Linked DNA regions of Homo sapiens: regions 1, 3, 4, 5 and 6 are each linked to region 2. The links are chromatin loops, found by intact Hi-C in ENCODE. Cell type or tissue: B cell. All regions are shown on one strand. Each heading gives the region's core, and the rest is flanking DNA. Links, peaks and the distances in the headings are about the cores only. Region 1 holds the start of LYL1 (LYL1 basic helix-loop-helix family member). Region 2 holds the start of RFX1 (regulatory factor X1). Region 3 has its middle 3.8 kb from the start of MIR23AHG. Region 4 overlaps C19orf67 (chromosome 19 open reading frame 67). Region 5 overlaps NANOS3 (nanos C2HC-type zinc finger 3). Region 6 holds the start of ZSWIM4 (zinc finger SWIM-type containing 4).

What was found. A loop is a pair of places that touch in the nucleus more often than their neighbours do. Peaks named below come from ENCODE experiments on the same cell type or tissue, not always from the same donor. Only the 100,000 strongest peaks of a DNase experiment are listed, where the experiment ranks them.
Region 1: a loop joins it to region 2, with 12 times the contacts of the local background. A loop is called at or near these places in 2 of 110 quality-filtered maps.
Region 3: it touches region 2 in a loop (24-fold over the local background); 7 of 110 quality-filtered maps call a loop at or near these places.
Region 4: it touches region 2 in a loop (11-fold over the local background); 32 of 110 quality-filtered maps call a loop at or near these places.
Region 5: a loop joins it to region 2, with 11 times the contacts of the local background. A loop is called at or near these places in 8 of 110 quality-filtered maps.
Region 6: it touches region 2 in a loop (21-fold over the local background); 5 of 110 quality-filtered maps call a loop at or near these places.

The regions. Positions count from the first base shown.
Region 1 is chr19:13,101,935-13,106,958 of GRCh38, forward strand. LYL1 (LYL1 basic helix-loop-helix family member) reads right to left here and starts at 924. Exons shown (of 4, transcript NM_005583.5): 1 at 597-924. TRMT1 (tRNA methyltransferase 1) reads right to left here. Exons shown (of 17, transcript NM_001136035.4): 15 at 3,553-3,672; 16 at 3,333-3,462; 17 at 2,973-3,147. The coding sequence ends at 3,001. It overlaps LOC105372282 (a long non-coding RNA gene), which reads left to right and starts at 2,482. Exons shown (of 2, transcript XR_001753871.2): 1 at 2,482-2,710; 2 at 2,874-2,972. RefSeq lists cis regulatory regions at 677-1,597, 2,397-2,977, silencers at 697-1,306, 4,027-4,106 and enhancers at 2,387-2,466, 2,401-2,695, 2,607-2,666. In B cell, for the core only: CTCF peaks have their summits at 2,770 and 2,971; DNase peaks (open chromatin) are centred at 1,197, 2,607 and 3,377; H3K4me3 peaks cover 2,988 bases; H3K27ac peaks cover 4,000 bases.
Region 2 is chr19:14,003,938-14,008,961 of GRCh38, forward strand. RFX1 (regulatory factor X1) reads right to left here and starts at 2,383. Exons shown (of 21, transcript NM_002918.5): 1 at 2,166-2,383. RefSeq lists enhancers at 1,609-2,137, 2,138-2,665, 2,666-3,193 and silencers at 1,805-2,184, 2,235-2,414. In B cell, for the core only: no CTCF peak of the experiment used is centred there; DNase peaks (open chromatin) are centred at 1,294, 1,924 and 2,504; H3K4me3 peaks cover 2,645 bases; H3K27ac peaks cover 3,073 bases.
Region 3 is chr19:13,844,184-13,849,207 of GRCh38, forward strand. No RefSeq gene overlaps it. Among named protein-coding and RNA genes, the nearest start is that of MIR23AHG, 3.8 kb to the left of the region's middle. RefSeq lists an enhancer at 2,808-2,987 and silencers at 3,568-3,837, 3,658-3,863. In B cell, for the core only: no CTCF peak of the experiment used is centred there; DNase peaks (open chromatin) are centred at 1,827, 2,608, 3,068 and 3,638; H3K4me3 peaks cover 1,390 bases; H3K27ac peaks cover 3,083 bases; H3K27me3 peaks cover 1,210 bases.
Region 4 is chr19:14,079,766-14,084,789 of GRCh38, forward strand. C19orf67 (chromosome 19 open reading frame 67) reads right to left here. Exons shown (of 6, transcript NM_001277378.2): 2 at 3,968-4,112; 3 at 3,740-3,840; 4 at 3,472-3,657; 5 at 2,704-2,838; 6 at 1,859-2,243. The coding sequence ends at 2,069. Among named protein-coding and RNA genes, the nearest start is that of C19orf67, 3.5 kb to the right of the region's middle. RefSeq lists enhancers at 1,696-1,985, 2,246-2,305. In B cell, for the core only: a CTCF peak has its summit at 2,162; DNase peaks (open chromatin) are centred at 1,706 and 2,316; H3K4me3 peaks cover 1,551 bases; H3K27ac peaks cover 1,901 bases.
Region 5 is chr19:13,877,801-13,882,824 of GRCh38, forward strand. NANOS3 (nanos C2HC-type zinc finger 3) reads left to right here. Exons shown (of 2, transcript NM_001098622.3): 2 at 2,642-2,957. The coding sequence ends at 2,703. BRME1 (break repair meiotic recombinase recruitment factor 1) reads right to left here. Exons shown (of 9, transcript NM_001345843.2): 9 at 4,548-5,024. The coding sequence ends at 5,002. Among named protein-coding and RNA genes, the nearest start is that of NANOS3, 3.2 kb to the left of the region's middle. RefSeq lists enhancers at 2,196-2,345, 3,469-3,558, 4,149-4,298. In B cell, for the core only: CTCF peaks have their summits at 2,475 and 2,688; DNase peaks (open chromatin) are centred at 2,481, 3,571, 4,091, 4,241 and 2 weaker places; H3K4me3 peaks cover 497 bases.
Region 6 is chr19:13,792,524-13,797,005 of GRCh38, forward strand. It overlaps ZSWIM4 (zinc finger SWIM-type containing 4), which reads left to right and starts at 2,920. Exons shown (of 14, transcript NM_001367834.3): 1 at 2,920-3,278. The coding sequence starts at 3,126. RefSeq lists silencers at 2,554-3,043, 3,064-3,273 and an enhancer at 3,514-3,583. In B cell, for the core only: no CTCF peak of the experiment used is centred there; DNase peaks (open chromatin) are centred at 2,788 and 4,168; H3K4me3 peaks cover 2,118 bases; H3K27ac peaks cover 1,725 bases.

The sequences.
Region 1 (5,024 bases), core at 639-4,638, 900 kb before region 2:
GGAAGCCCCCATCCTCATCAGCATCCACGCTTTTTAAAATTTGTTTATTTTTTTAGAGACAGGGTCTCCCTCTGTTGTCCAGGCTGGAGTGCAGTGGTGCAATCATAGTGCACTGCAGCCTCAAATTCCTGGGCTCGAGCCATCCTCCTGTCTCAGCCTCCTGAGTAGCTGAGAGTACAGGCATGTGCCACCATGCCCGGCTAATTTAAAAAAAAAAATTTTTTTTGTAGAGGCAGGTTCTCACTCTGTTGTCCAGGGTGGTCTGGAACTCCTGGGCTCAAGTGATCCTCCTGCCTCAGCCTCCCAAAGTGCTGGGATTACAGGCATGCACCACAATGCCCCGCGATCATCCACAGTTTTGCATACTGTTTTGACATCCCTGTTTGCTCTTGGTTCCAGAGTCCAGGATGTCCCAGCAAGGTGTGAGACTGTTGGCCCCTCTGCCCTGTCTTCCTCAGCTAGGCCCTGGGGAAGCAGGCCTGGCCCCTCACTAGTGGGTCCCTGCTGGTGAATGAATGAATGAAGGAATGAACAAAGGAATGCAGGCTGGGTCCCAGGCCCGGGATCCTCCACCTTTAGGCCCGCTCCCCTCTTACCCCAGCACTGTTCTTGCAGCCTGGTGAGTGCCCTGGCTCTGTCCCGTCAGGGCTGGCAGTCTGGGCCAGGGTGTGGTTTCCAGCGTCAGGCCAGGCTCTGCTGTCTCGCGAGGGTCCGGCCTCAATGCTCCAGGCCCCGGCGTTGGGCCGCGCCTCCTCGTGGGCCTCGGAAGGCCAGGATAGCCGAGGTCTCCGCGTAGGTCCCCCCCAGGGAAAGTGAGCGGCTCCCGGGCCGGCCCGCCTTCTCCCCGCCCCCGGCGGCCCGGTTTCCTCCCTCTCACCCCTGGCGGCGCAGCGGCCGGAGGATGCTGGCCCAGTGCAGATAAGGGCCAGGCTGCCTGGCCGCGCCTGATAAGGAGCCTGGCTGACCCCGGAGGAAACCAGCGGGCGGGGACCTAGCAGCGCGGGCCTCCCGGCCCCGCCCCCAGCCGGCGCTGGCAGGACTCGGTCCGCCACCCCTCAGGGCTTCGCCTTCCGCTCCCCCAGCCACTGTAGGGACCCCGGGCCTCTGGGGACCCGGGCCCCAGGGCAGCCGGGGAGGGAGGTGCCTGGATGCACGCAGGGGGTAAACTGAGGCAGGGAAGCTGCCTCCTCTTATGTCCGAGTCTGCCCTTTGGCTTTGCACACTCCCTGCCCGAATGTCTGTGCTGATGGGGGTGAGGGAGAGCCCTTTCCGGCCCGTTGGGGCCGCGTGACCCTGGGCCCCCACCTCCTCTCCTCACCCAGCCTGGTTCCTCTTTTTACAGAGGCCCTTCCCTCCTCTCCACCACCCCTACCCGGGAGTGGGGCACCCAAAGGGGAACAGTTCTAACAGTCTGGCCTTGGGTGTCCAGCCTGGGCAGGTGTCCCAAGCCCTCAGCACAGTATCCACACATTTCCAAGCCCAGGAGGGTGAGAGGAAGAGCCATGGCTGTCAGGGGTGGGGTGGGGAAGTTGGATTTCCTAGGGTGCTGGGGCTGGTGTGACCTTCCAGTAGATGCCCAACAGGTCCCCACAACTATAGGCCTCTTGGCTACAGGATCACATAACTCCAACTTGGTGGTCCATGGCCCTCACCCCACAGCACCCGGCCCCTTCATGGGGGGCAGTTATCCTGGCTTGGTGGTAAACCTCAAGACCCTACTGGAGCCTCCCACAGGGAGAGGCTCTGGGCACAGCCAGGCAGCAGCAGCTACCAGACTGCCACCCACTTGTGATACTCATGCTTTGGCCCGTCTGTGTATCTGGGCAACTGCAAGAGCCCCCAGGCAGGCAGGCACCCAGCAGCAGGACTACCAACCCCCCCCCCCCCCCGCCCAGGAATGGGGTGGAGCCCAGGACCCCACGATCAACACCTCCATTGCTTTCCTCCAAAGAAGCAGGAACTAAAGTTTTATGCAGTAAAGGCCGGGCTTGGTGGCTCATGCCTGTCATCCCAGCACTTTGGGAGGCTGAGGCTGGCGGATTGCTTGGGCTCATGAGTTTGAGACCAGCCTGGGAAACATGGCAAAACCCCATCTCTACAAAAAATACAAAAATTAGCTGGTTGTGGTGGTGCGTGCCTGTAGTCCCTGCTACTCTGGAGGCTGAGGTGGGAGGATGGCGTGAGCCTGGGAGGTGGAGGCTGCAGTGAGCCAATATTGCGCCACTGCACTCCAGCCTGGGCCACACACCTAGACCTTGCCTCAAAAAAAAAAAAAAAAAAAAAAAAATTAAGCGCTAACTCTGATATCGCTACAAGGAGGGTCCTAAGATTAGCCTCATTACAGATGGGGATGAAGGGAGCAGGAGCCAGAGAGGGGATCCTGCCCCAGGACTCTTCGTTAACGTTACTAAACCCCACTCTGGAGGGCAGGGAGGGGTACAGCTCCCCCTCACTGGGTGTCTGGGCAGCAGCCTGCGAGGTCCCTCTTTGTGTGCACGCCCCCCTCGCCCCGGGCCTCAGGGCAGGAAGCACCTGGTCTGGAGCGGATGCACAGGGCGCCTGGTTCCGGTCCAGCTTCCGCCACTGTGGCCCCTGGAGAGCTGGGCCAAAGAAACCAGGCGGCGAGGAGGCAGCGGCGCGAAGACACGTGGGGGCTACCGGGCAGGAGCGCCCCACTATGCGCAAGCCCGTGGCCTGGAGAGCGCTGAAGGTGGGAGGGGGAAGAGGGGCAGAACCCCCGCGGGAGCGAGCGCACAGCTGCCGCCCCGTGGCCGCTTCGGGAATCGCTGGCTCCGGCTCTGGGGTGGCTCAGTGACCCTCGCTGCAGAGGGGCCGACCACTGTGCAGATGGTCAGCTCCTACCTCCCATACAGACTCAACACTCCAGCCAGGCAGGGGCGAACGATCCCCAGAGGAACAGATCCCAGTCATGCAGCTGTATGGACCAATACACAAACCACAGGCAATCGGGAGAAGGTGACGTGACATCTCTTTATTGGTTCAGTCTATGCCTGGCCCAGCGGCAGCCCCAGGTCCAGGGGGGGTCTGGTTGGAGGTCTCTGGACAGTCAGGGGCAGCATCAGCAGAAACCCTGGGTGTCGGGGGGCTGTGGGAGTAGCAGCACTGGTCCCCGCGTTGACAGGTGCCCTGGTGGGAAGATGGTGGGTGTGAACCCCTGCCCGGAGCTCAGCAGCCCCTGATGGGATCCTTTCCTGGGATGGGAAGCCCACTCCCAAACACTTGCCTGGCCCCAGCTCCCCCAATTCTCTCCCTGTTGCCCAAAGGGGAGACTCATGTGTCCTGCAGTGGAGGAAAGGGAGGAGGGACCTCACCTCCTTAAACCTCTTGCAAGGAAATGTCTTGAGCCGGGCAGCCCGCTGGGCCACATCTTCCGGCGGCTCCTTCCGCTTGTTCTGAAGCAGCCTGCGTCTCTCCTCCATAGCTTCGTCGGCCGCCTTGCCCCTGTGCGAGGGGAGGAGTAGGTGGGACCCCATCTGCCCTTTACCCCTTCTTTCCCTGGCTGAGCCCCACCCCCACCTTACCACCACTCACCCTGGCCGGGCACGAGGCCGGGGACCCCAGTTGGCCTCCGGGTTAGCCTGGAAGCGCTTGAGTCCTCGCTGTCGGGAGCTGGGGTTGGCATCTTCCCGGATGGTGAAGTTGGCCTGCAGCCTAGGGAAGCAGGGGTGGGGCGTTGGGGCTGGGGGAAGCTGCCACACGAGTGTGTCCCCACTCCCCACAGGGCCTGTCCGCCTCCACAACACAGCACGAGGTGTCTGCTCATGTCAGGATTCTCTCATTCATCTAATAAACATTTTTGGTTTTTTTAAAGAGATGGGGTCTCGGCCAGGCACGGTGGCTCATGCCTGTAAATCCCAGCATTTTGGGAGGCTGAGGCGGGTGGATCACCTGAGGTCAGGAGTTCGAGACCAGCCTGGCCAACATGGTGAAACCCCATCTCCACTAAAAATACAAAAATTAGCCAGGCGTGGTGCCGGGTGCCTGTGATACCAGCTACTCGGGACGCTGAGGCAGGAGAATCGCTTGAACCTGGGAGGCGGAGGTTGCAGTGAGCTGAAATCGCACCACTGCACTCCAGCCTGGGCAAGAGAGTGAGCCTCTGTCTAAAAAAAAATAAAATAAAGATACAGGGTCTCACTCTGCTGCCCAGGCTGGAGTGCAGTGGTGCGATCGCCATCAAAGCTGCAGTCTGGAACTCCTGGGCTTGAGCAACCCTCCTGCCTCCGCCTCAAGCTCCTGAGTAGCTGGGACGACAGGCAGGTACCACCATGCCCAGCTAATTTTTTTAGTTTTCTGGTAGAGATGGAGTCTTAATTACTGTGTTGCCCAGGCTGGTTTCATTCCTGGGCTCAAGCGATCTTCCCGCCTTGGCCCCCAAAGCACTGGGATTATAGGAATGAGCCACCATGCCTGGCCTTAATAAACATTTTTATTTAACGACTGTGTGCCTGCATTGTTCTCAGTGCTGGGAATAGACAGTGAACAAAATGGACAAAAAGTTACCCCTGGTATGCTGGTAATGCTAATTTTCTTTTCTTTTGGGATGGAGTCTCACTCTGTCGCCCAGGCTGGAGTGCAGTGGTGCGATCTCGGCTCACTACAAACTCTGCCTCAGGTTCAAGCGATTCACCTGCCTCAGCCTCCCGAGTAGCTGGGACTACAGGCATGTGCCACCACACCTGGCTAATTTTTTTTTTTTTTTTGTATTTTTAGTAGAGACAGGGTTTCGTCATGTTGGCCAGGCTGGTCTTGAACTCCTGACCTCAGGTGATCTGCCTGTCTTGGCCTCCCAAAGTGCTGGGATTACAGGTGTGAGCCACTACGCCCAGCCCAGTCAGCAGATTTAGTTATTTTTATTTTTATTTATTTATTTATTTATTTATTTGAGACGGAGTCTTACTCTGTCACCCAGGCTGGAGTGCAGTGGCGCTATCTCGGCTCACTGCAAGCTCTGCCCCCCGGGGTTCACGCCATTCTCCTGTCTCAGCCTCCCGAGTAGCTGG
Region 2 (5,024 bases), core at 524-4,523:
ACTCTGTTGCCCAGGCTGGAGTGCAGTGGCCTGTGATCTCAGCTCACTGCAACCTCCGCCTCCCAGGCTCAAGCAATTCTTGTGTCTCAGCCTCCCGAGTAGCTGGGATTACAGGCATGTGCCACCACGCCTGGCTAATTTTTTTAGAAACAGGGTTTCACCATGTTGGCCGGGCTAGTCTCAAACTCCTGACCTCAGGTGATCCGCCCACCTCAGCCTCCCAAAGTGCTGGGATTACAGGTGTGAGCCACCACGCCCAGCCTGCTCAGTTAGCTTTTTTAAGAAGGGCTAGCCGGGCGCGGTGGCTCACGCCTGTAATCCCAGCATTTTGGGAGGCCGAGGCAGGTAAATCTCGAGGTCAAGAGATCAAGACCATCCTGACCAACATGGTGAAACCCCGTCTCTACTAAAAATACGAAAATCAGCCGGGCATGATGGCGAGCGCCTGTAGTCCCAGCGACTCAGGAGACTGAGGCAGGAGAATCACTTGTACCCGGGAGGCGGAGGCTGCAGTGAGCCAAAATCAAGCCACTGCACTCCAGCCTGGCCACAGAGTGAGACTCCGTCTCCAAAAAAAAAAGTGCTGATGATCCGTCTAGCAACTTGGCATTTCTAGCTTTTTTGTTTGTTTTACTGAAAATTAATCTCCACCTGTCCTAACTTTCAAAGAGTCCCTGCCTCCTCTAAAAAGGGCCAGGCCTAGAAAAAGTACCTGGAGAAGTTAGGACCCGCCAACCCCCACCAGACCAATCTCAAACTCTTGGGAAAAAGCCTGAAATGATCCTTTTCCTTGGAATGTATTGACTGATTTAAAAGGAAATGGCTGCAGTTTGCACACCGACACTAAGCTCAAAAGCAAGACGGAGAATAAGCCAACTAGACTTGGCCTGGCTGGCTACTTAAAAAAAAAATTCCTCCCCGAGCTGGCAGGATATTGTCACCCTAAAAAGCAGTGGCAAAGATTCTCCTCTCACAAACATGGATAGCTTCCCCTTCCCTCTGACCGCTCCTGCCCACGTGGCCCTAGAGGCTGGGACCTTGTCAGTGACATGTGACTCGGTTGACACTCGTTTGACACAAAAACATGTGTCTGGCCAAGAGAAGCGGGTTTAAAAAATCTAAGAAACTTCCTCAGGCTTCATTTGCTCCCCCATTCCCAGTAGGGGAGACCTCGATGGGCAGGACCCAGAAACGTTCCATCTCCAGGAACAAACCCCCGCAACCTCAAACCAGGAAACATCAGGTCTCAAACAGCAGCCCAGAGAAAAGCACTCAGGTTTCTGTTCCTCTAAAGCATTCCCTCATGGTCACTCCTCCCTACCATGGACTTTGATTTCTGCAAACCAGATCCTCCACGCTAAAGCCAAATCGACTCCTAGCTCCTCCATGAAACTTTGCTTCCTCTTTGCTTCCTCCCAGAGAGAAGGTGGCAGGTTTAGGAGTGGGCTGCAGTGTTGAAATCAGGACTAGCTGACAGTTATTTTATCAAACCACATTCAGAAACGGTAGATACGAGGAAAAGGTTCAAAGATAAGCCGTAAGTAAAATTCCTGGAAGGAATGAGGAGTCCCGGTACTGCAGGAAAAGGGCGATGTCAATGATTCTCCCCATTTTACAGGATGGAAAACTGAGGCCTCAGATGGACAGGCACTTGTCCAAGTTCTGAGTCCTGGGACAACTGCAAAGCTCTTAAGGAAGAAGGGAGTCGCTTAAGGATCTGGAAGGCGGACCGGGTGGTGGCTGCCCACCCTGGTTCCCGAGGTGGAGGTTGGGGAGACCCAGCCGGCCCCGCCCATACCTTCCCTCCTGGTCCCGCCCACCCACCTTGGCCCCGCCTCGTACCTCCCTCGCTCCCATTGGCCCAGCCTCCCCAGGCCCGCCCCTTCGCGCTCCCGACATATAAAAGCCCCCCGCCCCGGCCTGCCGACCTCCACTCGCCGCGGGCCTGCGAGCGCCCGCCCCTCGCGGGGGCCGGGCCGCGGGGACGGGGGCGGGTGGTGTCGTTCCAGCCGGGCCCCGGCCCCCTCCCCCACGGTCCAGACAGTCGCCGCCGCCATTTTGACCGCCCGCCCCTTCCCCCCGGACTGTGATTACAGAGACACCTACTGCCCCGGCCCCGCCGCCCACCCCGGCCCGGCCAGCCACCCCGGGGCCGCCCTGGTTACCTCCGCTTCTCCCCACTTCTGTCTGCGGAAACGCTTTTCGGAGGTCTCGGAGTCGATGTTGGGAAGGGGACGGGACGTGCTGGGGTCCCCGGGCCGGGCCTGGGGGGTGGGGGTGGGGGTCGGCCGGGCGGTTGTTGTTGTTGACTCGCGTTGCCGGGTTGCTTGGTCGCCACGACTACCGTGGCTATGGCGCCTCCGTTTCCCTCACCGGGGCAACTGTTGCTACCCACCCTAGTTACGTCACGCGCGGGGGCGGGGCCCGGGGTGATTGGCGGCGGCCGGAGAAGTGATTGGACGGCGCCAGGCCTTGCAGCTAAACTATTAGTTCCGATGCACGCTTTTCAACACCCTCTGGACTTCCCGGCGATCTGATTTATCAGTATGAATGTCCATCAAAAGAAACTGAACCCTCAAAGGCAGCCGGGCCCGTCACTCCGGCAGGGAAGCAGCTGGTTAAGAATAAAGGGGTAGGACTCGTGAGGACGGGATTGGTTTGCCGATGTAAAACCGGCCTCCTGGTTCGACTAAAGGGACGTCAATCTACCAAAGGTTTGCCGCGCTCTCTGGCTGGAGGCCGTGCGCATGCTCGGCACGCAAGGCCGATTGGGAGTTGTAGTCCGCTCTTGCGTACACTTTACATGTCTTACCAAATTAAAAAGGCGAGAAAGGAAGACTCCGCTCCAGACTTCTCTCTCGCTCGGTGGGCCAGTTTCTGGCTTCTTGCGCTGACGTCAGGGGAGGAATGCAGTGACGCAGCGCAGCCCCTCTGTGACGACAGCGGCGAAGGCCGGACTCGGGATTCGATGACGTCACTGGGCGCGCGTCCCCCTTCCCCACTGCCCATGGCCCCGTCGGGGTTGGGTGGAAGCGGGAGGCCGCGGCGGGGTTCGATCCCAGCTCCCACCCGCTGGGGTGACATCCTCCTCCGCCCAAGCCGGCCAGACAGCGCGGCCGCCGCGCCTTCTCCCGCCTCCCGGTCCCCTCCAGCCGGAAAAGGTCACCGCTGCCGGGGTGACCGCGGCTATCTCTGCCCCGCAGGCGGTGCGGCCGCCTTGGGAAAGGTCTCTGCAAGGCGGGGGACTTCATTCGCGGCTTCAACCGCGGTAGATAAGCAAAGGTCAGCCCCGACCCAGCCCAGGGAGCTTGGTCCGCCCAGGAGAGCTCACCACAACCCCCGCCACACACACACACCTCCCACACATACGCTCCTCTGTGCCTCAGTTTCCTCAAGGGACTGTCTGGGTGCTGCAGGACGAGAAGAGACAGAAACAGGGCCCGGACTAGGGTGAACATCTTGGGAGCAAAAACTCAGTCATCAAGATAAATAATCTTCTAATTCAATATTTGTTAAATATCCAAATTAATGGGAAAAAATAAATCTATGATGAACAAAACATCACAATTTTAAATAAAGACAGGATCCGCCAACACAGGGATTAAGGTGAGATGCGTTATGCAAGCTCAGGGTCAGATCTTGTGTTTAAAATAAATTTATTATTATTATTTTTTGAGACGGAGTCTCACTCTGTCGCTGAGGCTGGAGTGCAGTGGCGCAATCTCGGCTCACTGCAAGCTCCGCCTCCCAGGTTCACGCCATTCTCCTGCCTCAGCCTCCCGAGTAGCTGGGACTACAGGTGCTCGCCACCACGCCCGGCTAATTTTTTGTATATTTAGTAGAGACGGGGTTTCACCGTGTTAGCCAGGATGGTCTCGATCTCCTGACCTCGTGATCCGCCCGCCTCGGCCTCCCAAAGTGCTGGGGTTACAGGCGTGAGCCACCACGCCCGGCCTACTTTTTATGTTTTAAATGTCAATTATCTTATGACTGAGCTCTTTGGCCTTCTCTTAAATTTTGCATTCTCATCCCAGGTAGGCCCTAGAACAGCAAGGGGAAAAGAAAACAGGCTCAGACAGCCCTGAAGTCTAATGCCAGCCCTGCTGTGTGGCATTCAGAAAGTGACTCCACCTAAGTTTGTTTCCTAATTCAACCAACATTATATTTCCTCGGTGCAAGGCCCTGGGCTATACAAGTGAAGAAAGGTGACTTCATTTATGGTGGCTCACACCTGTAATCCCAGCACTTTGGGAGGCCAAGCAAGGAAGATTGCTTGAGCCAAGGAGTTCAAGACCAGCCTTGGCAACAAAGCAAGACACCCGTCTCTACAAAAATTAGCTGGGCATGGTAGTGTATGCCTGTAATCCCAGCTACTCCGGAGGCTGAGGTAGGAGGATTGCTTGAACCCGGGAGGGGGAGGTTGCAGTGAACCAAGATTCTGCCACTGCACTCCAGCCTGGGCGACAGAGCGAGACTTTGTCTCAAAAAAAAAAAAGCAATTAGCTAGGCGTGGTGGCATGTGCCTGTGGTCCCAGCTACTCTGGAGGCTGAGGCTGGCAGGATTGGTTCAGCTCCGGAGGTAGAGGCTGCAGTAAGCAATGATTGTGTGGTCCAGCCTGAGTCTCAGAAAAAAAAGAAAAAAAGGAAAAAAAAGAAAGCAAACAACTCCCTTTGCATTCTAGGATGGGATACACAATAAACAGATAAATTGTAAGATAGGCTCCTTAGAGTCCTGAGAGCAACATAAGAGAGTGGGGTAGGAGAATGAGAGGATGCTGTAGCCAGTGTTATCTGAGGGGGGATGTCCCACAGAATGAGCCTGAGTGGTGAGAGACGAAGCAAGCCTCATAAATCCAGGTGGAGGGGCCGGTCATGATGGCTCATGCCTGTAATCCCAGCACTTTGGGAGGCCAAGTTCAGGAGTTCCAGAACAGTCTGGCCAACACGGCGAAATCCTGTCTCTACTAAAAATACTAAAATAGGTCGGTGTGGTGGCACGTGCCTGTAGTCCCAGCTACTGGGGA
Region 3 (5,024 bases), core at 418-4,417, 160 kb before region 2:
GCCCTCCAAGGGACTGGAGGGACTAGTTGGATGCTTCTGTGTCACCTTGCACCCCAGAATTCCTCCAGGGTCCCCCATTTCATCAGCTCAGCTGGCTCTCACCTTGCTACCTGGTGGAACTGGGGAGAGGGAGTTAGGAGCCACACCCAGCTACCATCCCGTGGGGCCCAGCCCTGGGGACTCCAGGGCCTTTTCTTCCCTGTGGGGCCCAAGGGGCAGGCTGGCCCAGGATGCAGGATCTGACAGGTTGGGGCAGGAGGGGGCAGAGCCGCCTAGTGGGGCCCCAGGGGAAGATTTGGGGTGGCACAGAATTCCCCAACTCAGGGTGGGGCGCAGAAGGTGGGAGCAACTTACCACATGGCCTTCTGAGCAGCTACACACAAGAATGGCATTTCCAGGGCGGGCCTGGGGTGGGGGTGGGGGTCTCCCTGTAAGGGACACACGCACACAGACAAACTTGTCATTGCAAAAGTAGAAAGTGACCAAATTACAATGACAAACAAAACTCGGATCTCTACCGCATCCCCATCCATATTGCCCCTCCAGAATTCCCTTCACCCCATAATAAGGCCTTCCATCCAGACATTGCCTGTCCCGTCATCAGTCCAATTCACATTCAGGGAGAACACCTCCTCCATGCTGGCCTCTGGGGATACCTCTTCCCCCAGATTTTTTTTTTATCTAATTTTCGCTGTTCTGTTGCCTGTGGCTTGGACCACACCCCGGCTCACTAGTATCCCTCAGCCCAGGCTTGGAGGGTCCTCCCAGAACCCCCACCTCTCCCTCTGGGTCCCTTGACATTTACTTCCACAGGCCCCGGTCCTGAGCCTGCCGGTTTACCCAGGGGACAGCAGGTGAGGGAGTGATGAAGGGACAGGGCGAAGGTGAGACCAGGTCAAGTGGTCAAATGGCATGGCACACACACACACACACACACACACACACACACACACCACACACCCTTTTGTTCATTCTACAAACATTGAGTGCCTGCTGTATGTATGTCAGGCTCTGTTCCGGGCATTTGGGGACACAGAAGAGAACAAAACAGAAAAAAAAATCCCTGTACTTTTGGGACCAGCATCTATGGGAGAAACAAACATGATAAGCAGATAGATAGGTATAAAGATATATAATGTGGCCAGGAGCGGTGGCTCATGCCTGTCTTCCCAGCACTTTGGGAGGCTGAGGCAGCCTGATCACTTGAGGTCGGGAGTTCGAGACAAGCCTGGCCAACATGGTGAAACCCCGTCTCTACTAAAAATACAACAATTAGCCGGGCATGGTGGCGCACGCCTGTACCCAGCTACTCGGGAGGCTGAGGCAGGAGAATCATTTGAACCAGGAGGCGGAGGTTGTAGTGAGCCAAGATTGCTCCACTGGACTCCAGCCTGAGCGACACAGGGAAACCCTGTCTCAAAAAAAAATTATATATCTATATATATTTTTAAAAATTACATATCTATATATTTAAAAATTATATATCTATATATATTTTAAAATTATGTGTCTATATGTTTAAAAATTATATATATATTGTTTTAAATTATATTATATATATATATATATATATATATAAAATGTGTTGGGTGGAAAGTCTATGGGTAATCTAGAAAAAGGCAAGAGAGATGAGAGATGAAATGAGTGGAGGTTAGGTCAGGAAAGTCCTCCCTGAGGAGGAGGTGACTTTGAACAAAGACTTTTAGGCACTGAGGGAAAAGCCAGGAAGACATCGAGAGGAAGAGAGTTCCAGGTAGAGAACGGCCAGTGCACAGGCTTTGCGGTAGGACGGTGCCTGGAACATTGGAAAACCAGCAAAGCAGACCGGTTTCATGGAGGCAGAGAGAGGAGTGGAATGGAAGAAGAACAAAGATTTGTTTTGTTTTGTTTTGTTTGAGAAGGAGTCTCACTCTGTCGCCCAGGCTGGAGTGCATTGTCACAATCTTGGCTCACTGAAACCTCTGCCTCCCCAGTTCAAGCGATTCTCCTGCCTCAGCCTCCCAAGTAGCTGGGATTACAGGCGTGCACCACCATGCTCGGCTAATTTTTCTATTTTTAGTAGAGACAGGGTTTCACCATATTGGCCAGGCTGATCTTGAACTCCTGACTTCAAGTGATCCGCCCGCCTCAGCCTCCCAAAGTGCTGGGATGACAGGTGTGAGCCACAGCGCCAGGCCCTACACCCCAGCTTTCTAGCTGGATGTCTTTGGGATGGCTTTGGGGCCAGGCGATTACACTTCCTAAGCCTCAGTTTTGTCGGCTGAAAAATGGGGCTGAAAATGCGCAATTTGCAGTTGTTACCAGGCTTTGAGGTGAGACGTGTGATGTGCTGATCGCAGGTAGAAAGAGGGTAAGTGATACACCAGGTACACCTGGATCAAGGGACCCTGACAGGCCCAGCCGGCCCACAGGTCACCCCAGCTCACATGCAGGGCTGCCTGCTGGGCCCCATGGCAACGCCACACACAGAGACATCAAACAGGCCCTGCCGAGGAAGTCCCACGTCACTGCGGTTAGAGTGGCTCCTCCCAGCCCAGCCCCCGGCTGGCGGCAGTGACCCCCATGCCAGTCAGGGCCCCTGCCTCCTGTTGCCCTGGCGACCAGCTGTGTTATGGACTGAGCCGGGATCCCACCACATCCCTGCCCCCTCACCAGGGCACCAGCCACTCCCCACATCCGGAGAAGGACATTACACGGTGGCCCCAGCTCACCGTGACAAACTCAATTGCCTGGTGTCTGGAGCACCAGGAAAGACTTTGTCTACCTACATAATGGTTCAGAAGGGCAGAGAGGTCCCAGGGATCTGTGGGGACTCCCAGCCAGGTGCCTGAAATCCCCGGGGAAGGGTCCCAGTATTGCTCAAGGGCACTGGTGGGGCAGGTCAGACAGGAATAGACCCCAGGCCTGGCCCAGCCCCCACCTCAGGAATGACTCACCACCCACCCAGCTCCCGATGACATCAAGGCCTGGCCTGCCACCCTGACCTGGCCCCAGGCCAGAACTGGGGGGGCGCACCCAAGAAGTGTCACATCTGGCTGTCCCTGCCTGGCTGGGATCTGGTACGCAGAGGGTTAAGGAGAGCCCTTCTGGGGGTCTCCCCCCCATCCCATCCCCCCCACTTTCCCGGGGATTTCGGGCCCCAGCCCCTCTGACGTCACTGGGGGTTGCTATGGCAACTGGCCGAAGTTCCCAAATAAAATTACCGCGGGCGGGTTAAGTTTCCTAGGAGGCAGCCGACGGGTAAACAATGGCGGTGGCAGGCGGGGCCGGCGAGAGGCCGTCTCCCCCTCTTACCCCCGACTCTGCTGGGACCTGGGGGTCCCTGGGGCGAGGGGCAGGGTCCCCCTCCCTGCCCAGGATCTGAGAGCCCTCGAGCCAGCGAGGGGATTGGCGCCCAGATGAGGGACAGCGAGGCCACGACCCACATGAGCGGGGGATGGGGACGAGGGGTCTTTGGAGGGGAGGCTGGGGCGGCGGGGAACAAAGAGGGGACCGGAGGCCTGGGGATCCACCCTCCACACACCCTCCCCCCTAACCCCGCTCCCGGCCGGCCGCCAGTCCAGCTGTGGCTGTTCCCAGCTCCCTGGCTCCCCACATCTGGCGGGCCGCGCGCTCACTTCCTGTCGCCCCGGCTGCCTGGAGGGAGGTAAAAATAACCCGCCCCCTCCCCCTGCCGGCGGCGCAGACGGCGGATCCTCCCAGCCTGGAGGAGGGCGAGGCCGAGCCTCAGCCGGGAGAGGAGGCCCCCTGAGGCCGCCTCCCGTCCCTCCCAGTGCCTCGCTGTCCTGGCAGGAGGGGGGCAAGTAGGGGTGCCACAGAGCCTAGGCTGCGCTGGGGGACTGGGGAAGCGCATCCCATGAGAAAGGCCCTTAGCTGGGTCACCAGGAACCCAGGGAACCATAGTGTCCAACCACCCCCACCAATCCCGTGGGGGAGGGGGTTCAAGTTCTGAGAGTTGAGGGACTGCAGCCAACATGCCTGGGTTCCAATCGAGGGTCACCCACTTCCTAACCTAACAGTATAAACAAGTTACCAAAAAAAAAAAAAAGCCCCCCCCCCGCACACACACGACAAGAGCAAAACTGCTCCAGGCCTCAGTTTACCTAGCTGTAAAATGGGCATGATAGCAGTACTCACTTCAAAGTGCATTTGTTGGGTTAGGAGTGTCAACTCACTCTATAATCCCAAAACTTTGGGAGGCTGTGGCAGGAGGATCGCTTGAACTTAGGAGTTTGAGACCAGCCTAGGCAACATAGTGAGACCCCCATCTCTACGAAAAAGTGAATAAGTAAAATGAAAACACATAAAAAAGAAAAATAAAGTGCATTTATTCCCTGAGTGTTAGCTATGATCGTTTCCCCCTCCCCAGGGGCCCCTGAGACCCACCCCCCTCCACCAAGTACAGTTCCCAGATGAGACACAGGACACCCAGTGAAACTTAATTTTTCAGATACACAGCGGATCTCTTTTTTTAGTATAAGTATGTCCCATGCAATTTTGGGGACATCGCTATACTAAAAAAAAAGTTTTATACTAAAAAAAAATTACTTGTTCTGTATCTGAAATTCAAATTTAACTGATGTCCTGTATTTTTTATTTGTTAAATCTGCCAACTGTATCCTTAAGTCACCATCATCTCTGGCCTAAATATATTCCAACAGCCACCTCCCTGGTCCTCTCCGACTTTCCTTATGCCTTCTAGCCATTCTCCAGAGACAGCCCGTTAAATCCAATCACGTGTCCCCTCTACCTTCCACTTGGAAAAGTTCCTGGTGTCCCAACCTCTCCCGCAGGAAGGTCCTGCCTGTTATTCGCCAACTCCCGAGCATCCTTCAGTTCCCAGGGTATCACCTCCTCCGAGAAGCCCTCCTCACCTTCTTGGCTTTAGACTGTCCAGGATCCCTGTAACTCAGCCATCTCCCCAACTCAACCATTTGAGTGATTGACTTGGTCATGTGAGCCAAATGGACATTTCTTACAGGACTCAAAGCTGGTCACTTCCCAGGCAGCTGGTCCATCTCCGT
Region 4 (5,024 bases), core at 597-4,596, 76 kb after region 2:
CAATCTCCTGACCTCGTGATCCGCCTGCCTCAGCTTCCCAAAGTGCTGGGATTATAGGCATGAGCCACGGCGCCTGGCCCTAACCTCTTAATTTTTTTATGTGGTTACTAGAAAATTTGAAACTACATACGTGATTTGCGTTTGCAGCTCACTTGATATTTCCATTGGACCCCACGAGTCTAAAGAATCTTAAAGGCCGGGCAGGGTGGCTCATGCCTGTAATCCCAGCACTTTGGGAGGCCGAAGCGGGAGGATAGCTTAAGCCAGGAGTTCGAGACCAGCCTGGTCAACATAGGAAGAACCCCCCCCTTCTCTACAATAATAATAATAATATAATAATAATAATAAAATAGGGGCATCGTCGCTGCCTGTACTCCCAGCTGCTTAGGAGGCCGAAGTGGGAGGATCACTTGAACCCAGGAGTTAGAGTTTGCAGAAGTTGGAGGTTCCAGGATTGCGCCATTGCACTCCAGCCTGGGTGACAGAGCAAGACCCTTCCCTCCCCCCGAAAAACATCTTAGAGCCACAGGAAAACTCACAGGGACTCCCTCAAAGCGGTATCAGGGAGCATCAGGATTTCCTTGATGTCATTCAGACCACAGCTGTGGACTAAAAAACATCCTTGATGCAGTCAGAAATTGTCACCAGAAATACCCATGGAAGAGCAATAGTGGCCGGGCGCGGTGGCTCACGCCTGTAATCCCAGCACTTTGGGAGGCAGAGGCGAGCGGATCACCTGAGGTCAGGAGTTGGAGACCAGCCTGGCCAACATGGCGAAACCCCGTCTCTACTAGAAATACAAAAACTAGCTGGGCCTGGTGGCATCAGCCTGTAATCCCAGCTACTCGTGGGGCTGAGGCAAGAAAATCACTTGAGCCTGGGAAGCGGAGGTTGCAGTGAGCCGAGATCATGCCATTGTACTCCAGCCTGGGCGACAAGAGCGAAACTAGTGTTGGCATTCAATATTGATTCATTTCACCTCTAACGTCCTTTTTTATCATCTGGAAATGGAGGCTAATACTATGTGCCAGGGACTGGAAGGTAGGTGCTTTGCTCAAAATCATAAATAAGGGCAGGGCTCTGGGTGTCTCCTCTATGAAAATGCTGCCGGGGGCGGGGGGAGGGGAGGGGAGGGGAGGAGAACCAAAAGGGTCCCTCTTGGATTAAAGGGGTATAACCCGCAGCTGAGTGACACCTGGCTCAGGAGGACACCCTTCCTCCTTGCAACGGGCCACAAGTACCGGGTTGCGATCACAAGTACCCGGTTCAGGTCCAAGGTCCGCCACTTGCTCGCAGGAGCTTTGAGCAGGTGAGTTCATTTCTCTCAGCCAGGGTCTCCTCTCCAGTCCGAGATTAGAGAGAGGCTGAGAGATCCTAAGCTTGGATACCGTAGGGCTCTCCCACCTTGTCCGCACCCCGGATACCCCAAGAAAGACGACGACCTGTCCGGCCCCCAAGTCCCAAAAGCTGGAAGAGAAAAAAAAAGTCTAACTCGGGCCCTTAGGAAACTGATCGAGGGCACTTTCCTGGGGCGCGTCGGGAAAAGTAGTCTTCTACGCTAAAATAAATAACTTCCGGGTCAAAATATGGGAGTGGGCGTAGCCTTAAGTCTCTTCCTCCAGTGGACGTTGAATTTCCCCGGTACCCTAAACTTGCAGTTTTCTGGGTTCCGGTGTTGACGGGCACCACTTCCCTTTTTGCTTCATGTGCGCCTATGCGCATGCGCCAAACTCTCGTCCGCCTATTGGCGAATTCCAGGCTTCTTTCAAAAGACTACATTTCCCAGAAGGCCACGCGAGTGGGTGGGGCAATCCCCCGGGGGAGGGGCGCGGCATTCGCAGCGGACGCTGAGCCTGTGACCTCTTTCTTTCTTTTATTTAACACAAAACTGACGTGTCCGCATTCAGGGCCCCACGGCCAAGCCGGACTCGGTGCAGACAGGTCAGCTCGGCCTGGCCCTTTGGAAGGCGAGGCCGGGCTGCACTGCGAGAACGAGTGAGCCCCTCCCCTGCCCCCTATTCTGGAGTTTGGAACTGTCAAGTTCCAGCTCCTACCCTCTTCCCCAGGTTCAAGACCCCTGCGCTGCCCACCCCGCAGGCCCGGCTGCGCTCGGAGGCCGGGCCTGGCCTGCCTGGCCCGTGAGGATCTGCACCAGCAGGTCGGTGGCCAGCGTGGGCGTGGGCTCCTCGAAGCCGATGGTCAGCAGCTGCTGGTAGTCCCCAAGCGGCTGCGGGCACAAAATCCTGGGGTGGGGGGGCCAGGGATAGACAGGCCTGGACTTGAGTGCCCCCTGCCCCTCGGGAGTCCCTCCCTTTGAGTGAGAGGCTCAGGTGAAAGAGGCTTTGTTTCAGCTGCGGGTGGGAAAAACCCCCGGGGGAAACTTGTTTCCTTGTTGATCAGAGACTTAGTAATGGCTCCTAGAGGCTGAATAACTGGTCCTGACCTGTCCATTCGCTCTGCTAGCTGTGTGTCCTTGGGCAGGTAACAACTTCTCTGAGCACCCTGTTTTCTTTGTTAAATGGGGCCAATAGCATAGATCTCCATGGGTTGTTACTGGGGTCTGCATGAAGTGCTTTTCAGGGCACAATAAAATGCTATCACTACTAAGGGAAGCAAAGTGTTTGGGAAGGTGGATTGTCTTTGGTGGGGTTCTGCCTCCCCCTCCAGCTCCCAGGCCCACGTTGCTATTGCCCTAGCTCCTACCATGAATAAAGGTCATCCTCGGCTGGTCCTAGGGGCACCCATCGGCCGATGGACCACAGCTTCTGGATCTGTGGGCACGAATTGGCTGGACTCTGGCCTGTGTCTTCCCAAGTATCTCGATAGCACAGAAAGTAGCTAGGAGGGGAGGGAGCTGTAATTAGAAGTGATCAGCTTCCTAGCTACTTCTGTTGAGGGCTTTAATTTTGGAGTTGAGGTGGGAACTCATCAGAAGTTGCCCTGAAGTTCTCAGGTAGGAATGTGACTCCAAGGCCTTTTCTCCCTGCCAGCCTACTTTTAAGATGAGAACTTTTATTTTGGTGGGAGGGTGGGTTTTAAGAAAATAGAGGTAGCCTTTCAAAAGCCTTTAGTTTCCTGGTTCACTTTTTTTTTTTTTTAAGAGACAGATTATTGCTTCCACTCAGGGTGGAGTGCAGTGGCACAATCACAGCTCACCGTAGCCTTGATTCCTGGGCTCAAGTGCTCCTCCTGCCTAAGCCTCCCAAGTAGCTGGGACTACAGGTGCCAGCCATCACGCCTGGCGAATTTCTTTGTTGTTGAGACAGGGTCTTGCCATCTTGCCCAGGCTGATCTCAAACTCTTGAGCTCAAGTGATCCTCCTGCCTCGGCCTCCCAAAGTGTTGGGATTACAGGCGTGAGCCACTGCCTCGGGCCCTGGCTCACTTTTCACTTTGCTGGTGACGGTTTGGAGGGTCATATTGGCATTCATCATAGAAAGGGGAGGACTTTGATTTGGGTAAGAGGACTTACTAATCCACAAGGGAATCTTGTCCCCGACCAGGGGCCTCTGGGGTGGCTTCCAGGTGCCAGCGCATCTTCTTATAGAGGTAGCGGGGGAAGCGGCTGGCAGTGTAGGCGGTTGGGGCACAGTATCTGAAGATGGAGACCTCATGGGACAGGCTGATGGAGAACCTCCCGCAAAAGAAACAGGAGATGCTGGCGAGACATGAGAGAATGGAGGGGTGAGGCTGGGCCTTGGACTCCTTCATCCCCCCATCTGAGTCTCCTACCATTTTACCTAAGGGGGTTCATCTCCTCCAGGTCCACGAACCCAAAGGAAGCGTACATGAGGACCAGCTGTTCCAGGCGCAGGGTCAGCTGTTGGGAGATCTCTAACAGCTGCATACAAGAGGGGGGTACAGTGAGATCAGCTGGCCTGCGAGGAGTGGGCCTCCCCCTCCACCATCCCCACAGGCTCAGAGCTGCGAGAAGAAAGGGGCGTGGGGTCTAAGAAACCTCCACACACCCCCTTTCGGACCAGCTCCTGCAGGGGTCCATAGATGGGGGGTATGCTTCTCGCGGCTGCCTCCAGGTACAGGAAGTAGGGCTCACACATCTGTAAGAAGGTGGGCATGGCCTTGGCCAGCTGCTCCTTCTGTACTTGGTCTCTGCTGAAGGAAGAAGGGGGCCTTTGCCTGGAATCCCTCACAACCCCTCCCCACCCCGCAGTTTTCCCCATTCTACTCAATCCCAACCTGTATCCCTGGCTTTGACCCATTAGAAAAGCCCCCAGTTTCAGGTCTTTTCTGAACATCTTTCTGGTTTACCTGCATCAAACCCATTTGGAACACTTGTTAAAGTGCTGACACCTGAGTCTCACAACACTTAGGACCCAGAGCTTCCTGCAGGGTCTGGGCGCAGTGGCTCACGCCTGCAATCCTAGAGTTTTGGGAGGCTGAGGCTGGAGGATTGCTTGAGGCCAGGAGTTCCAGACAAGCCTAGGCAACATAGCAAGAACCCATCTCTACACAAAAATAATTAGCTGGGCATGGTGGCACCTGTAGTCCCAGTTACCCAGGAGGTGGAGGTGGGAAGATTGCTTGAGACCAGGAGTTCGAGGGTGCAGTGAGCTATGACTGCCCCACTGCACTCCAGCTTGGGTGACAGAGCGAGACCCTGTCTCATTAAAAAAAAAAAAACAGCCTCATGAGAATCCCTCGAACCTGGGAGGCGGAGGTTGCAGTGAGCTGAGTTCGCCCCACTGCACTCCAGCCTAGGTGACAGAGCAAGACTCCATTTCAAAAAAACACATAACAACAAAACAAAACAAAAAAACCCAGCCTCGGGTAGGCGCGGTGGCTCACGTCTGTAATTCCAGCACTTTGGGAGGCCAAGGCGGGTGGATCATGAGGTCAGGAGCTCAAGACCAGTCTGGCCAAGATGGTGAAACTCTGTCTCTACTAAGAAAAGAAAAAAATTAGCCGGGCAACACATGTTGGTGGGCGCCTGTAATCCCAGCTACTCGGGAGGCTGAGGCAGAGAATTGCTTCAATCCGGGAGGCGGAGGTTGCAGTGAGCTGAGA
Region 5 (5,024 bases), core at 654-4,653, 130 kb before region 2:
GGGTAGTGGCTGAGCCCCCCTGTGAAGTAAGATTAGCCCCAGTACCCACCTCCAAGGGTTAGGGGAAGACCTTAGAGAGAGCTTAGAACAGCAGTTGATTTTATTTACGTATTTATTTATTTATCTTGAGACAGGTCTCTTTCTGTTGCTCAGGCTGGAGTGCAGTGGCGCCATCTCGGCTCACTGCAACCTCCACCTCCTGGATTCAAGCGATTCTCCTGCCCCAGCTTCCTGGGTAGCTGGGATTATAGGCGCGCGCCACCACACCCGGCTAATTGCCACCATGCCCGGCTAAATTTTGTATTTTTAGTAGAGATGGGGTTTCACCATGTTGGCCAGGCTGGTCTCAAAACTCCTGATCTCGTGATCCGCCCACCTCGGCCTCCCAAACTGCTGAGATTACAGGCGTGAGCACCGCACCGAGCCAGTTTGTTTATGTATTTATTTATTTATCTTGAGACAGAGTCTCTTTCTGTCACCCAGGCTGGAGTGCAGTGGCATGATCTTGGCTCACTGCAACCTCTGCCTTCCGGGTTCAAGCGATTCTTCTGCCTCAGCCTCCTGAGAAGCTGAGATTACAGGCGCCTGCCACCATGGCCAGCTAATTTTTGTATTTTTAGTAGAGATGGGGTTTCACCATGTTGGCCAGGCTGGTCTCGAACTCCCAACCTCGTGATCCACCCTCCTCAGCCTCCCAAAGTGCTGGGATTACAGGCATCAGCCACCACATCTGGCCCGCAGGGTTATTATAGATGCAGAAAGAAGACTTTTATTTTATTTATTTATCAATTTATTTTTCTTCCTTTTTTTTTTTAATTTTTTTTTTTGAGATAGAGTCTCGCTCTATCCACCCAGGCTGGATGGAGTTCAGTGGTGCGATCTTGGCTCACTGCAACCTCTGCCTCCTGGGTTCAAGCGATTCTCCTGCCTCAGCCTCCCGAGTAGCTGGAATTACAGGCGTGCACCACCATTCCTGGTGTGTTTTTTTTTTCCTCCCATAGAAACAGGGTCTTACTATGTTTCCCAGGCCGGTCTCAAACACGGCTTAGGTGATCCTCCTGCCTAGGCATCCCAAAATGCTAGGATTATAGGCGTGAGCCACCACGCCTGGCCCCAGTGAGGTTTTCTTTCTTTCTTTCTTTTATTTGATTATTTTTCTGAGATGGAGTCTTGCTCTGTCACCCAGGCTAGAGTGCAGTGGCGCGATCTTGGCTCACTGCAACCTGTCTCCCGGGTTCAAGCGATTCTCTTACCTCAGCCTCCCGAGTAGCTGGGATTACAGGCACCCACCACCACGCACGGCTAATTTTTGTATTTTTAGTACAGACGGGATTTCACCATCTTGGCCAGGCTGAGTCTTGAACTCCTGACCTCGAGATCCACCCGCCTTAGCCTCCCGAAGTGCTGATATTACAGGCTTGAGCCACCATGCCTGGCCCCCAGTGAGGTTTTAAAAGAGAAACTCGTTCTAGCAACTTAAATTGCCTTTGAGGAAGTCAGCTAACAGAGGAGGGGCCAGTCTAACTAGGTGTGTTTGGGCACTGCCTCCCCCAGCAGACTGTGAGCTCCTGGAGGATAGTGACTGGGAGAGGACGACCCCTCCCAACTACTCTCAGGCAGCTTTGCAGTGAACATTTCTTAAAGTCATGAAAGGGTCAGGTGTGATGGCTTACACCTGTAATCCCAATACTTTGGGAGGCCAAGGCAGGAGGATCGCTTGAGCCCAAGAGTTTGAGACCAGCCAGGGCAACATGGTGAAACCCAGTGTCTACAAAAAATTAGCTGGGCATGGTAGTGTGTGCCTGTAGTCCCAGCTACTTGGGAGGCTGACGAGGGAGGATCGCTTGGGTCCAGGGGACAGAGGCTGCAGTGAGCTGAGATGGTGCCACTGCACTGCAGCCTGGGCAACACAGCAAGACCTCGTCTTAAAAAAAAAAAAAAGCACTGGTCATGGTGGCTCATGCCTGTAATCCCAGTACTTGGGGAAGCTGAGGCAGGTGGATCACCTGAGGTCAGGAATTCAAGACCAGCCTGGCCAACATGGTGAAACCCCGTCTCTACTGAAAATACAAAAAATTAACTGGGCATGGTGGCATGCGCCTGTAATCCCTGCTACTCGGGGGGCTGAGACAGGAGAATCGCTAGAACCCGGGAGGTGGAGGTCGCAGTGAGCTGAGGTCACGTCACTGCACTCCAGCCTGGGCGACAGAGTGAGACTCCGTCTCACAAAAAAAAGAAAGCATGAAAGACTGCCTCCAGGAGAAGATAGTGTTTCCTGTGAGGTTTGATGCTGTCTCACTGGGAGACGCTGGAGGCCAAAAGGACATAGGGAAGATGGTGTCCTGCGGCCAGCCTTTCTGATGAACAACTTTTGGGAGTAACAGATCCGGGGACCCCAGAGCACGGCGGCCACGAGAGGGCACCACAGTCGCAGAATCGGAACTCCTGTGCTTTGTCTCGGGCTCTGGGTCCCAGCGGGGCCGCCCGGCGGAGCCAGAGACGTCACGGGGTCGCTGTCTCCGGAGCAGCCCCTGGGTGGCGCCAGAGGTCCAGCAGGCCCGGAGGCCGAGTCCGTGGGCAACTTGGGGAGCGTTGAGTCATCGCCTGTGATTAAGCATTTCTCTCCCTCCCCCTCCACTAGGTTTCAGAGGTGCCGGGAAGTCTGAGCCTTCGCCCTCCTGCTCTCCCTCCATGTCCACCTAGGAGGCTGCCTACACCTGGGCAAGGGCACCCGGGCTCGGCTGGATTTCCAGGAAGACCCACCCTATGACGACTGCCCCCACTCCCAGACCCTCCCCCCAGCCTGGGATTGAGCCCTGGGGATGACCCGGGGTTGGCAAGGGAAGAGCTGAAATCGCCCTGTCCTTGGGGACCCCACCCTTTGTGCCATCTGCCGTTTCCCTAGTGCTGGGCATCCAGTCAGCCCTCAATAAATGCTTATGAATGGATCAACAACAGACAAGCCCTGGTCTTGGGACAAGGTGTAGTGTGAACCTTGCTGGGAGTCCTGTACCTAGATCTCCCCTTCTCCTTCTTTGAGTTTCGGCACCCTGGGGTGCTGGGGTGAGCTGCTTTGTGCAGAGAAACACAAGTGGGTGCCTTGGGGTAGCTGGGGGGGTTCATGGCACCTCAAAGCCAGATCGACATCATGAGACCCTTTCTGTGGACATTTGGTCTTTCAGCCACCCCCTGCACTGACATGCAAGATGGGTGGACTCCTCCCATCCCACCCCCAGCTCCGTACTGGAGGTGGGGGCTTCATTTGAGGAAGAAATTGACACACAACTAGACAGAGCCCCCCCCCCCGACATCCTCATCACTAAGGAAGGTGAATGTTTATGTCACCATGGATGCCCCAGTGACAAGCCAGGCAGTTTAGAGCAAGGGAGGGACATTTAGGGGGCAGGGAATGGGACCATGTCCTGGGTGGGCTTGGGCAGGAGCAGAAGGATGGGGCTGTTCTGGCAGGGCGGGGGGGAAATGCATGTGGGGGAATCCCCACACCCCTGCCTGCCTCCTCCACCTCCAGATCTTGTCCTGTTGGGGCAACAGGTGGCAGTGCTCAGGAAGCCAGTGCGCCCACTGTGCAGTCCACATTCCTACCCCGCCCCCGTCCCACAAACCAGCCCTGAGGCCTGTGGTCTGGCAGCGGGGAGCAGGAATCGAGCTCTTTGCTGTCCCCTCTGCCCTTGGCTTTCCGACTTAAAAGACTTAAATTGGAACCGGAGGCCCTGGGGATGGGGGTGGGCTCTTGCAGACAGCTGGGTCGTGGAGGGGGAAGTGGGGAGGAGGAGAAAGAAAACAGAAGGATCCCAGCGGCTCCCAGGGTCTGGGAATGGAGTTACAGTTTCCTAGGGCAGAGCCGCTGGGGCTGGAGACCCGGGGAACTGGGCTTACACCAGGGCATGTCCTGGTGGACAGGGGGCTCACCTGGGTGTGAACCCACCCTGCTCTTTCCTCCCCTCCTGCATCAGGTCTCCAGGGTGTAAGGCTGCAGGGTGGGAGGAGGACCCCGCCTGAGCCATGGGAGCTGGGGTGCAGGAGTCACAGAGTGCTTCATGATGTCGAAGGTCCAGTCAGCCTTTCAGTGACAGATTTCACAGAGGCATTGTTTTCTGTAAACTGGGGATGACAGCAGCCCCTGTGGTTGCTAACAGGACTGTCATCTGGCTCGAGAGGCTTGCGTGGGATGAGAAATGCCACGACTTCAGCCATGTTTGCATCCATAACCTCCTGGGATGGCCTCCTTCCTGTCTGGGGCCCACAGGCAGCTTGTCCTGGAGGATGGGCCAAGCCACCGGAGCGCAGGACTCACCCTGCAGCTGGATGATCGCCCAGGGCGTCTCTTAGGCTTCGACCCGCGTGTATGCTCAAGAGCCTGCACACAGATGTGGGCACACAGTCACCCACCCCTGGAGATTCGCCCCCCCCTTGCTTTCCCAGGGAAGCTGAGGCATAAAACTCGTAGAGGGCGAGGAGGAGGAAGTGGGTAGAGAGGTTTGTGGGCGGAAGGTGAAGGAACTGAAGCCTCAGCCCCAAACAGCAGGTCACGGGGCCTCTACAGAATCATTTATTATGGGTCTTCCCAGAAGAAATAAAATGGAAATGGGGAGAAAGAAAACAAAGGGAGCTCTCTTCTCCTCCAGGAAAGAAACAAATTCTGAACCATCCATACTTGGCTCAGGACCCTAAAATTTGCAAATCCGGACAGGATGGGCCCTGCTCAGAGGTGGCCAGCTTCCTGGAGCCCAGGCCCGCTTGAAGTCACTGGGGCTGTGGGAGACACAGTTTCCCTCCCTGAAGCCAAGGGTGGCAAATGACCTTGACCCTGGCCAGGTGAGGCCAGGACCTCACGGCCTCCTTTGTGTTGTCCATGGAAGACCAACTTCCGGGCAACTGAAGGGAGGTTTGTAGGGTCCACTAGGACCCCCTGGAGCATCTTGGAGGAGGTCTGCGGACATGGGGGCTGGGTGGCAAAGGAAACACAGACCTCAAAGTGGCCTACAACTCCCTCCAGGGTGGGT
Region 6 (4,482 bases), core at 483-4,482, 210 kb before region 2:
GGCTGGAGTGCAGTGGCGCGATCTCAGCTCACTGCAAGCTCCACCTCCCGGGTTCACGCCATTCTCCTGCCTCAGCCTCCGGAGTAGCTGGGACTACAGGTGCCCGCCCCCACGCCAGGCTAATTTTTTTGTATTTTTAATAAAGACGGGGTTTCACCGTGTTAACCAGGATGGTCTGCATCTCCTGACCTCATGATCCGCCCGCCTCGGCCTCCCGAAGTGCTGGGATTACAGGCGTGAGCCACTGTGCCCGGCCCTAATTTTTGTATTTTTAGTAGAGACGGGGTTTCACCATGTTGGCCAGGCTGGTCTTGAACTCCAGACCTCAGGTGATCCGCCTGTCTCAGTCTTCGAAAGTGCTGGGATTACAGGTGTGAGACACCTTGCCCGGCCTCGTTTTCTGTTTTTTTGTTTGTTTGTTTGTTTTCCTGAGACGGTCACACTGTCACTCCGGCTGGAGCACAGTGATACAATCATATCTCACTGTAGCCTGAACCTCTTGGGCTCGAGAGATCCTCCTGTCACAGCCTCCAGAGTAGCTGGGACTACTGGCTTGTGCCACCACGCCCAGCTGATTTTCTTATTTTTTAATAGAGATGGGTTTTCGCCATGTTGCCCATGCTGGTCTCAAACTCCTGGGCTCAAGTGATCTTCCCACCTCACCATCCCAAAGTGCTGGGATTCCAGGCGTGAACCACCGCGCCTGGCCAAAACATTCTTTTTTTTTTTTTTTTGGAGTCTCACTCTGTCCCCCAGGCTGGAGTGCAGTGGCGCAATCTTGGCTCACTGCAACCTCTGCCTCCTGGGTTCCCACCATTCTCCTGCCCTAGCCTCCCTAGTAGCTGGGACTATAGGCGCCTGCCACCATGCCCGGCTAATTTTTTGTATTTTTAGTAGAGAAGGGGTTTCACTGTGTTAGCCAGGATGGAAAACATTCTTAATGAAATATTTTAGGCCGGGCGTGGTGGCTCACGCCTGGAATCCCAGCACTTTGGGAGGCCAAGGCAGGCAGATCATAAGGTCAGGAGTTTGAGACCAGCCTGCCAATATGGTGAAACCCCGTCTCTACTAAAAATGCAAAAGTTAGTCAGGCGTGGCGGTGGGTGCCTGTAGCCCCAGCTACTTGGGAGGCTGAGGCAGAATAATCACGTGAACCTGGGAGGCAGAGGTTGCAGTGAGCTGAGATCACTCCATCTCAAAAAAAAAAAAAGAAATATTTTTCCTTGTTCCCTTCCTGCTATGTCTCCAAAATCCACTCTGTATTTTACCTTTCCAGCACAACCTAATTTCAGCCAGTCCCATTTCAAGGGCTCAGAGACCACTTGTGGCCATTGGTGACCATACTGGACAGTGCAGGTCTGCAGGGGAGTTTAACTAATTGAGGGGGTGGCAGGGAGAGTGGGTGAAGACTGGCCAGAGGGTGCAGCTGTGAGACTCGAAGTTTCTCCAAGAAAAAGCTAGGGCTTCCATATGGATGAGTGGATAATCACTGTTTTTTTTTTTTTTCTGCTGTGCCTATCATTTAACTGAATGGAGGCAAAGCATGTGTTGGTTGGTACATTCAACAAGTTCTAGGTTAAGCGCCTACCTTCCAGGTGCTGCCGGTACAGTAAAGCACAGATGGGACAAACTCCTGCCTCCTGAGGCTCACAGTGGAGAGGGAGAGATTGAAATTAAGCAACTACCAAAGGTGGATCACTTGAGGTCAGGAGTTCAAGACCAGCCTGGCCAACATGGCAAAACTCCGTCTCTACCAAAAATACAAAAATTAGCCGGGCGTGGTGGTGGGCGCCTATAATTTCAGCTATTCGGGAGGCTGAGGCAGGAGAATCACTTGACCCCGGGAGGCGCAGGTTGCAGTGAGCCGAGATCGCACCACTGCACCCCAGCCTGGACGACAAGAGTGAAACTCCGTAAAAAAAAAAAAAAAAAAAAAAAAAAAAACCGCCGAAACAGATAAATAAATGGTAATGGTGAGAAGTATGAGGAAGGAAAAATGCAGGGTCCTCTGAGGACATTGGCAAGGAGCCGGGACGGGAACGGGTGATGGAAGCCATGGCCAGCTTCCAGGCCAGAGACGGTGGCCTACACAAGCTGAGTCAGAAAAAATGCTCAGAGGTGCTGGGGTTTGATTAAGTGTTAGGGTGAACCTCATGGAATTGCCATTTTAACAGGCCAAAAATGGTAAAAAAAAATTAGCAATTTCATATGACCCAAGATAGTATCTAGGGCATGGAAAGGAGGGGCGGGGTACTATACTAGTTTTGAGGCTCAAGGGATGACCTATGAACCCCCTAACCGAGCTTTGTTTCTGGAGAGGGGGTCCGCGGCCCGCATGAGCTCCCTCAGTGAGCCTGCGACCCCTCCGCCCCCACAAGAACCAAAACTTGACCCGGTGCCCAGAGAGGTTGAGTGAGTTTCTCGGGTCGCACAGCTGGGAGGGACGAGGGGCTGAGCCACTGCCAAGGGATCCCGCTGCTCTGTCTCGCTCACCGGCCGGGCTATGTTGATTGTCCCCTCGCGGCGCCCGGAAGCGACCCTCAGTAAACAAAGCCGTGTGTGGGCGCAGCCCCAGAAGCCTGGGGCGCGCAGTCCAGCCCAAGAGAGGCGGGGGAGGAATGTTGTGAATGAACCCCGGGCCCGCCCCGAAACTCCGCATAAGGCCTGGGCCGCGGGGGTCCTCCCACTCTGATTGGCCTCTGGCGCCCCGTGATTGACAGCGCCCCTCGCTGTGCGCTCTGGTTGGGTAAACAAGAAAAGACTGGCATCGCAGTCATCGAGTGAGCAGCGAGGCTTGGACACGGGTCTGGCGGCGCAGCCAATGGCGGGGGAGGGCCGAGGAGGCCGAGGGGGGGCCAATAGGGACAGGCGGTGGGGGCGGGACGACGGCGGAGCTAAAGCGGCGGCTGAAGCAGCTTCATTGTTGTGAAGAGTCTTAAAGGGGCCGCATCACCCTGCCGGCCCGGCGCGGGTCGGGGGTGGGTGCGGTAGGGGTCCCGGGGCGGCCGAGCGCAGAGGACGGACGGGAAGGAGGGCAGGGGGCGCGGGAGCCGGCGAAGCGGAGCGGGCATCGGACCGAGCCCCCCAAAGAGGCCCCGCCCCGGCCCTGGCCCCGGCCGGGCCGGATGGAACCCCCCGCGGCCAAGCGGAGCCGGGGCTGCCCCGCGGGACCCGAGGAGCGCGATGCCGGGGCCGGGGCCGCGCGTGGCCGGGGCCGGCCCGAGGCGCTGCTGGACCTCAGCGCCAAGCGGGTAGCCGAGAGCTGGGCCTTCGAGCAGGTGACCGCGGGGGAAGGGGGCGGGGGCAGGGACGCACCCCCAGCACCTTCCCCACCTGTCTTCTCCTCCCCCACAATCCCCAGACTCCAGAGCTAACCCAATCAGAGACACCCCCTGAGATTCCACCCCCAGGACCCTTAACCCTGCCTGGAAACACCCCCTCATCCTCCTGTTTCTGTCCTTCAAACCCAGTAACCCACCCCCATCCCTTCTCTGCCATCTCTGCCCCTCAGCGCCCCAGATCCCAAATCAGGACACTTCCTTCTTCTCCTACCAACCCCAGATCTCTGAGATCTGGCCCCCATGGCCCGCCTACAACCCTGGGCACCCCTCTTTTCCCGCCTTATCCCCCAACGGTACCCCTCTTTTCCCACCTTATCCCCCAACGGTACCCCTCTTTTCCCACCTTATCCCCCAACGGTACCCCTCTTTTCCTACCGCATCTTTATTCGCCAATCAGGGCACCCCATTCAGTCTTCAATCCTCTCTTCGGCCCCCCGCTTGGGGACACCCTGTCTCCCTCCATCGTAGCCTCTAGAGACTCACACTACCCCATTCCTGCTCTCCAGATCCCTACCGTACACCCCAAGTAAATAACTCCCCCATCTCTCCAGATTCCAGCTCAAGACACCCCTTTTTTCCCCATTCATTCCTGCCCTCGAGCCTCCAGATTCCACCTGTTCCTTGGGGACCCCTCTCTACTCCTCCAGATTCCTCTTTCGGGGCTGCCCGTCTTCTCCTGGCTTGCCGCAGGGATTACTGAAATGCCAGGGTCCCTCCTCCTCCCCACCTCATCCCCCTGACCTATCCTATCTCTTCCCATAGGAAAACAGCAGGGGCGGAGCCTGGGTGGTGGTCCCTGGACAGGTGCACCTAGAAGCTCTCTTCTGTGGCTTCTGGTGGCACTGACAGGATGTCCCAGAGCTGGGGCCCTTTAAGTCCCCTTTTTCAGCTTCAGTGTGGGCCCCCAAGGAACTGGAGACATGGCCCAGACTTGAACAGGAAGCACACACGGGCTCTATCCTCTGTCCAGCTTCAGGGGGCGTTCTTTCCTGCCCGGCCTCTCTGGAGTTAGGAAGTCGGCCTGGACGGATGGGTTTGGGCCAAGTGTGGATGGGCAGGCTCTGATTCATGGACTGGAAAATCCCTCCTTAGTCATTTGCCAACTGTCCCTGAGGCCTGGGCTGGTCATTGCCTCTCCCAC